Regions from separate parts of the Mus musculus genome. Here all the other regions are linked to region 1. A link is a loop called in an ENCODE intact Hi-C map of the cell type or tissue named here. Cell type or tissue: left cerebral cortex. All regions are shown on one strand.

Region 1 (2,500 bases):
CTAAACATACCCAGTATACTTTGACTTTGTGCCTAGAACATTCCAAATCTCCATGATCATTGAAATTGTAAACAGTCAGTCCTGCGGTGTCTAATGTAGGTACAACTTTTCCTGGGAATTTCACTTGATTGACACGTAACGGCTTAAAGTACACAGCAGAGGAGGCTGACAAAGCTGGAGGCGAGGTTGCCTCTGGATTCATGAGAGATACATAGGATACTAAAAAAAAATGTTCTCCCAGAAGTAAAGTCTTGAAGCTATACTACTAGACTATGAGTCACTCATAATGCCTCCTTGCCAGAGATAACAAAAGCAATGGGTATCAAGAGTATATGTAACCAGGAACTTAAGGAGCATGCGCATGCCGAGGGCAGGGATGGTGATGAGTGTCAGCTAAATCCTCATCTTCCACAGTGGGGAGACAGTGGGTAATTCCTAACAAGGGTGAATCAAAGAGAAGCAATATAAGCTAAGTACTTAGAGACAGCCTAAGATCCATCTCACTAAAATTGGGGGAAATGTTTGCTTCTAGAGAGAGTCAGAGAATGTTGTTAACTTTCATCAAGCTCCACACAGCTCTTAGTCTCTTTAAATTGTGCACACATGTGACTTGTTTAAAAAAAAAAAAAAAAAGAATCCCAAAAATGCGCTGGTGAGAGCCAGGGCCACAGGCTGAGGCCACGCGCACACTGAGCTGTGCGAGAAACGGCTCTTTCAAGTATTCTCAGCCATGCAACAGATGGTCTGGGCGCGCCGAACCTCTCTGCACCCAGCTCTCGGCTTTGGAGCCTCTGCAGCAGTGGAAGGACAGATGCAGGGGTGACATTTCAGAAGCCTGTGACCTGACTTTTTTTTTCTCTGCAGAGTAACTGCAGAATGAGCCATTTATTGAAAAATCTTATTCTGAACATTTTGGTCAACCACAAAGCTGAGGAGGCGGCAGAGGTGCCATCCCAATGGGTCCGGGTCACATGCAGGCATCACAAGGGCCCTTTGTGGGCTAAGCTATAATGTAACCCAGGTCTTCAAAGCAAAGCCACATGGTGCCTATCTGAGGAGCCAGATAGGATCGATTCTCTTTTCTCCTGCTCTCTCAGACGGCTGGGATTCAATCCAGGGGTGTGGGTGGCAACACAGTCCTCTCCAAGCTGCAAATGCAGACTGTGTTTCCTAAACCAGCTGCCTGGCACCCTGTGGTGGATTAGCAGCGCCCCCTTTCCTAGATGAGGTCTCAGGCTTGTGGCCAGCTACCAAGACTGCAGAGCTCCCACTACGATCTCTGTCTGGTGCCTCTGAGCATTGACTGTGCAACCAGACCAAACTGCATTCATAGGCCCAACTTGATACTTAGCAAGCCTCTGTTCTTTCTTCTTTAAAATGGGGTGAGGCTGCATCCCTGGGGTTGTGGTGAACATCCTGTGAGCTGATGTGCATGTGTTTCTGATCCCAGCATCTGCGCCCAGTGGCAACTGGGTTGGGCAGAAAATTGTTACTTCCTTGCTTTAAAACCTCCATACCCTGTGTCTCCTTTGGGGTCCACTTCCTTCTTGCCTGGCCACTCTCTTTCTGCTAGAACTCATGTCACATTCAGCCATCAGAGAGTTTTACTCCCAAATATTGCTTTTATCCCTGCCCATCCCTGCTGGGGAACGCTCTGGGGTTATAAGACTAAATTCTACAGCCTGTTATTTAAGACCCGGTACCACTACCTCTTGCCTTTTCTCTATCTACTGTGTCCAAGCAGGAACCTTCTTTTCTCTTCCACGTAAGTCGCTGCTGCCTCTGCCTGCTGCTTACTGTCATAGTCCCCTCCCCCAAAGTCCTCTTTAAAGTATCACTTAAGAACTGGCGTGGAATAAGACCCACTTTCTTCAAAAGCTTCCATGACACTTCCACCTTATTCAGGCCTTTCTACCTCCATGGCTTTTCTCGCTAAAGTCAGCTCAGGCCTCTTGCAGTTTCCCTGGCCAGCAAAGCCCCTGTGCGCTGTGGCAAAGGTCTTCAGGATCTGCAACACTGGTGGACTTGGATTCAAGCCCGACCTCTGCAACTTCCCATACTGAGAGATCCCATGAATTACAGTATTTTTTTTTTGCTCAGTGTTGTAATTGGCCTATAGGGAAGGGAAGTTGTAAACTATAAATGTTGTCATCAAGAGATAACACCAGAAGTTGGTATAAATAACTCACAGATGAGGCTGGAGAGATGGCTCAGCGGTTAAGAGCATCGGCTGCTCATCCTAGAGGACCTGAGTTCAGTTCCTAGTGCCTACCTGGCAGCTCACAACTCCGTATATTGCAGTTCCAGGGCATCTGCTGCTCTTTTTTTTTTTTTTTTTTTTTTTGGCATTCACATGTGGTGCATAGCTGTATATGCAAACACAACACCATACTGTAAAGTGATAAAAAATAGAGGCCTGGCTTGCCTTAAAAAAAATCACTCCACACACCACCATCACATCTGGCTTTTAGGTGATTAAATGTGTCTCTCCCGCTTTGCT
Region 2 (2,500 bases), 470 kb before region 1:
GAAATGCATGGGAGATAAAAACTAGCCCAAGGAACAAGTCAGAAAATGGAAAGCCTTTCAACCTCGAGCCTCACTCTTGGCTCCCAGCGCTCGTGCCACCTTTCCTAAGTTGCCCAGAAAGTGTGGTTCTGTGAGCCTGACCATTGTTCACACAGGACTTCAGGCAACTGTGAATATATTGGAGGTCTAAGCTTAAGGAGTACTAAGAGATTCTTAAAAGAGAAAATAGGTTCTTATTTGGGGATCCCTACGCAACTGCTGAAGGTCTAAAGAGATGATGTTTCCCCATCTCAGAGCCCCAGAGAATGCAGGGGTGCTTGCTGTCTTCAGGCTTCAAATCTAAGGAGCTACAAGGGCAGTCAGCTAGCAGGAAAGCAGAGGCAGGTTCTATAAACACTGTCTAAAATAATCAAACATTGCTATAACTCAAACGGCATACCACTCTGCAGGGTGTGTTTGTGTGTGTGTGTGTGTGTGTGTGTGTGTGTGTGTGTGTGTGTGTGTGCTTGCTTTCTCTAGCTTATCCCTCTGTTTTCTGCAGTTCTGCATTTTGACTGTTAAAGCGCTTCATACATCTCATCCTGGTCATGAGTACACTCGGGCCTAGGGCTAAGTCTGGTTCTGGGGCTCAAACATGAAGTCCACTCATCATCTGAGACATGAGATCTTAGCCTGGCTCTTCACGCCTCCTTTCATCAGTACCCTTAGTGTGACTGTGAGAGTCTGGAACTTGGAGTGGCTGGTATTAAAGTGGACTTTCCCAGACTAATAATCTTGCTCCCCTCACATTCAGTCCCTCACCAATATTATTTTTTCCTTTTAAGAACTTGAGAGAAAAGTTTCTTTGTATCCTGTAGCAGTGAGATATTTAAACAAACAAACAAACGTGATGATGCTACTTGAAAAGCTTCATCTCGTTCTAGGTGAATCATTGCATCATTGCTGAATATGCGCTCAGTGCCAGGCTTTGTGCCCTGGCCACTGTTACACAGTGGGCAAGAGAACTCCCCATGCAGGGTACCATAGTGGGTCACTAGGCACTACACAGTCACAGATTCTGCCAAGAGCCAAAACCACAGAGTCACCAAGCACTGTGAATTGCCCCGCTGCCCTCGGGACATAACTTGGCCCACGGTGGCATTTAGTGTTCTGAGTTTAACTTAATCACCACTATAAAATGTAGTTCTCTAATTAGAGGATATTCTGATTATGCCCACAAGGTGGAGATCTTGCTTACAGTTTGCCCACACTAAACTCAATGCAGGGGGAAAAAAACACCTAAAAGTTACATCAAAAGACAAAAATTAAATTCAATGAATCCAGTTCTTATTTCATGTAATATACTATATTAGCTGGTATATGAAATAAAAATTTGATAAGAGACAGTCCCTGCTCTCTAGGGAAAGACAGGGGGAAGCTTGCATGAGGCAAGAAAAAAAAACTTTTTAATGAATTAATATATTGTACTGGATCCATATGGAAGGCACTGTAATCCTTTTATCAGATAAGCACTACAAGAAGCCCCGTGGTTGGGAACACATTTAAGAAAGACCCCACACTTTCAGGTGGCACACAAGGTACCAGTGGGAAAGAAACCCAGGAAGGTGTATGCCTTGGGTCAGCCATGTTTTGGAAGGTTAATGTATCTACTCTGTCACAAACATTTTACATTGTCTACCCTATAACTCCAGAATAAATATACACAGCACAGGCAGATGTAGCCCAGCTGAAACCTCGCATGTGTTCCCAGGAGAGGAATATAGGGAAAGGAAACACACACACACACACACACACATACACACACACAATGTGAAAGAAACCGATTTTAAACTCTGGCTGTAGGACTCGGGGAGGAGTCAGAAGAGAACCTGCTTAGCATACGTACTGTCCTGGGACAGTTCCCTGGCAGTGCCAGCTCTGGCTCTCAGGACCCCTCACGGCTCTGATCTTATGACTAAGAATCTCCAGTTTGAAATATGGGATACAAGAAGGGAAAGGAAAGATTCAGTTTGTTTCCAAGAGATTTGCTGGTAAATTAAATCCAAGAAAGTCTGGAGGAAGATGCATCAGTTTTTATAATGTGTTGGTTTGTTTTTTTCTTCACTGCCCCACTTCCCACTAGTCCTTTTTCCTTTACACTAAACTAGTAAAACAATTGTTTATTTTCCTTTGTTTGGGAGAAATTTATAATTGGGAATAAAGTGACTGACTAAATGACAACTTAAAAACAAGGTGAGAATGTTGACAATAAGTGTTTATATCTATCTAGATATCCCTATCTCTACATATTGAACTTTCTTTAAAATGGGAAAGCCAAGTGGCATGCGACCAGGGGACCTGACTTGGCTGTCCAACTTGCACAGCAAGGTTTAATTCCAAGCATCCCTGAGAAAAGTCACAGAAGTTAACCTCATTGCTCTCAAGCCTGCAATGATCCATACCGGGGAGCTTGCATCTGGAGAGAGGTTATGGGTTCAAAGTCATTGGCTACAGATGGTTC
Region 3 (2,500 bases), 50 kb before region 1:
TTAGGTCGCCCACTTGCGCCTTGTCTGACTCATAGCCGTCCATATAACTTGCCTTCTCTTTACACATTGGGGTGCTTAGGTTCAGAAGGGTCACACCCTGCCCAAGATCACACAGCTTGTCACACATTCACGCTCATTCCAAAGCCCATGCTTGGACGCACTTGCCTGTCACGCTTACATTTTACATCTGCCTGCAGGTGTCTAAAGCACACACTTGCCTTGCTTTTGCTACCTCGAAGGTCTGGGTGGGGTGTTTTAGTGCCCTTCAAAAATATATCAGAATGTGTCCAGCTGTTTCCCCATGTGTTGGAGGAAGGAGAAGTATCCGAGGTAGCAGAGAGCTGGAGTTCCTTGCTGTTACATATTGATAGCAGAAGGCTTTTTATTTAAAGGAAATTGAGACCAATTATATGGCTTGCAATTAAACTCAGAAAGGGAATTGAAAGATGGAGAATTAATTTCCTGTTTGTTTGTGATACAGTATCTAGGCAAACAGTTAATCAGCACTTGTATCAACACCCACCCCATAGGGCTCAGCCCTGTAAGTGCAGCCTCCTCTGCCTCCCCCGAGAACACTGGTCCATCTTACACAGTTAGCACTGCCTTGCTCGGCCTTGCTCTGTGCCAGGTGCTTGACAAATGCAGATTCCTAAGTCACCGTGCACAGATGCTCGGCTAGGGCCTGGGGGGTTGTGATGTCACAGAAATCATTACATCCTAAGAGCAGCAGCAGCAACACATAGCAGACACGTGTGGTCAGACTTACACAAAGAGCAGCTTCAGGTGTGATGGGCAGTAGTAGGCAGAGGCCAAGGTTGGCCCTGAGAGACCATGCTGGGCCTCCACTTTTATAACCAAATGAAGGACACGGAGGGCAAATGCCAAGTCCTGTGGAGCAAAACAGGCAGATTTGAGATTTCGCACAGGAGAGGTGATAAGACCTAGCAGTCTGCTTTGGAGGGAGAGAGAGGGAAGGATGGGGGAGGGAGCCCTGTCTTCAGATGCCCTGGTCACCATGGGGGAGAGGTTAAGTTCAAAGGTGCACTGTACAATTCTGGAGGCCTTCTATTCGCCTGTCCCTCTTGACTATGTCAAAGCCAGGGAGTCTGACTTGCAGGGGTGGTGGCTAAGGCTACTATGAACAGGAGCTGGTGTCTCGCTGCTTCTAAGAAGGCCAGAGGTATGAGGTCTGGAATTTCCTGTCAATACAGCCTTCATCTTCACATCCAGCATCCTGTGTCTCAGGCCAGAATGAAAATAACAAGGAGCCAGGAAGGGTCCCCAACCGTGCTGCAGACATGAGCCAACCCAGCCAGGAAGGGTCTCCAGCCATCCTGCGGACATGAGCCTACATCCAGCCAGGCTTGCCACAGGTCCACGGGGCTTTCTGGGCTTAGAGCCTGTAGATAATTCCCTTTTCTCAGTTCCCATCCCAAGTTCTATAAGCTCTGCCACCCCCTGCAGGTGGGTGTAAGCTGAGGTTGGGCACTTTGCCAGGACAGCAGCTGAGGCACAGAGTTCTGCCATATTTCCGTCACAGTGAGGCAGTTGGAGGCTGTGAAAGGAGGTACTTTGTGGTGGCAGGGACTTTTGTACCACCCTTGCCCCACCCCACAGTCTTCTCGCCTCCTTTGGGTCTTTGCTTGGTGAACTGTTTTAGGACCACTTTCTGCCAAAAGATGTTTCCTTTCCCAGCCTCCACCCACATTGGTTGATAGGATAACCATGGCTCGGCTTCCTGCAAGCCCACGTACTATGTTCATTTAGCTCACTGCAGAGCATGGAGACAGGCGGCAAATGGCAATCACAAGCATGTGAGTCGTGTAAGGAAAAGTGTAGGGCACAATAGGATAAGAGTGGAGTCCTCTAAGCAGAGGTTTGCAGTTTCAATCTGGAGGTGGGCAGGAGTCTGTGAAGAGGGAAGCGGCTGCTAGGTAGAGGGAACAGCAAGGTGAGGGAACCCCCATTGGAAGAGAGGAAGTGTGGGGATGCCTGCCTGTAGTGCCCACCTGGGTCAGGTGGGGGCTGGTCCTAGATACAGCGTACGATCCTGACCTACATCTCTAGGGTACTGGGAGGTCAGGAGTGGCCCAGAAGACATTTGGAAGGAAGAAGCAGATGCGCCTGAGCCAGGTGAGACCAGAAGGCATTACAGGGCTCTGGTGAGCTGTTTTGGTCTCACCACAAGCCTGCAAGGCCTTTCTGTAAGCCTGAGTTGGAGCTGAGGTTTCTCTCCAGCCCCCTCTACCACTCTGTTACTGCTCATTGCCCTCTACCGAAAGTCTGAGTGCTTAGACCATGCTAGGCACCTGTGATCGTTTGCATATGCTTGGCCCAGGGAGTGGCCCTATTAGAAAGTGTGGTCCTGTTGGAATAGGTATGGCCTTGTTGAAGTAGGTGTGTCACTGTGGGCGTGGGCTTAAGACCCTCACCCTAGCTGCCTGAAAGTCAGTGTTCTGCTAGCAGTCTCCAGATGAAGATATAGAACTCTCAGTTCCTC

Evidence for each region. A loop is a pair of places that touch in the nucleus more often than their neighbours do. Peaks named below come from ENCODE experiments on the same cell type or tissue, not always from the same donor. Only the 100,000 strongest peaks of a DNase experiment are listed, where the experiment ranks them.
Region 2: it touches region 1 in a loop (6-fold over the local background); 3 of 42 quality-filtered maps call a loop at or near these places.
Region 3: it touches region 1 in a loop (4-fold over the local background); 3 of 42 quality-filtered maps call a loop at or near these places.

The regions. Positions count from the first base shown.
Region 1 is chr2:101,981,857-101,984,356 of GRCm38, reverse strand. The region is part of intron 4 of Ldlrad3 (low density lipoprotein receptor class A domain containing 3); the gene reads left to right. Among named protein-coding and RNA genes, the nearest start is that of Gm39888, 8.8 kb to the left of the region's middle. In left cerebral cortex, a CTCF peak has its summit at 1,185; DNase peaks (open chromatin) are centred at 282, 839 and 1,152; H3K27ac peaks cover 757 bases.
Region 2 is chr2:102,452,300-102,454,799 of GRCm38, reverse strand. No RefSeq gene overlaps it. Among named protein-coding and RNA genes, the nearest start is that of Fjx1, 1.8 kb to the right of the region's middle. In left cerebral cortex, a CTCF peak has its summit at 1,220 (motif pointing right); a DNase peak (open chromatin) is centred at 1,233; H3K4me3 peaks cover 164 bases.
Region 3 is chr2:102,032,166-102,034,665 of GRCm38, reverse strand. All of the region lies in intron 4 of Ldlrad3 (low density lipoprotein receptor class A domain containing 3), which reads left to right. Among named protein-coding and RNA genes, the nearest start is that of Gm39888, 41 kb to the right of the region's middle. In left cerebral cortex, a CTCF peak has its summit at 1,473 (motif pointing left); DNase peaks (open chromatin) are centred at 137, 1,533 and 1,691; H3K27ac peaks cover 893 bases.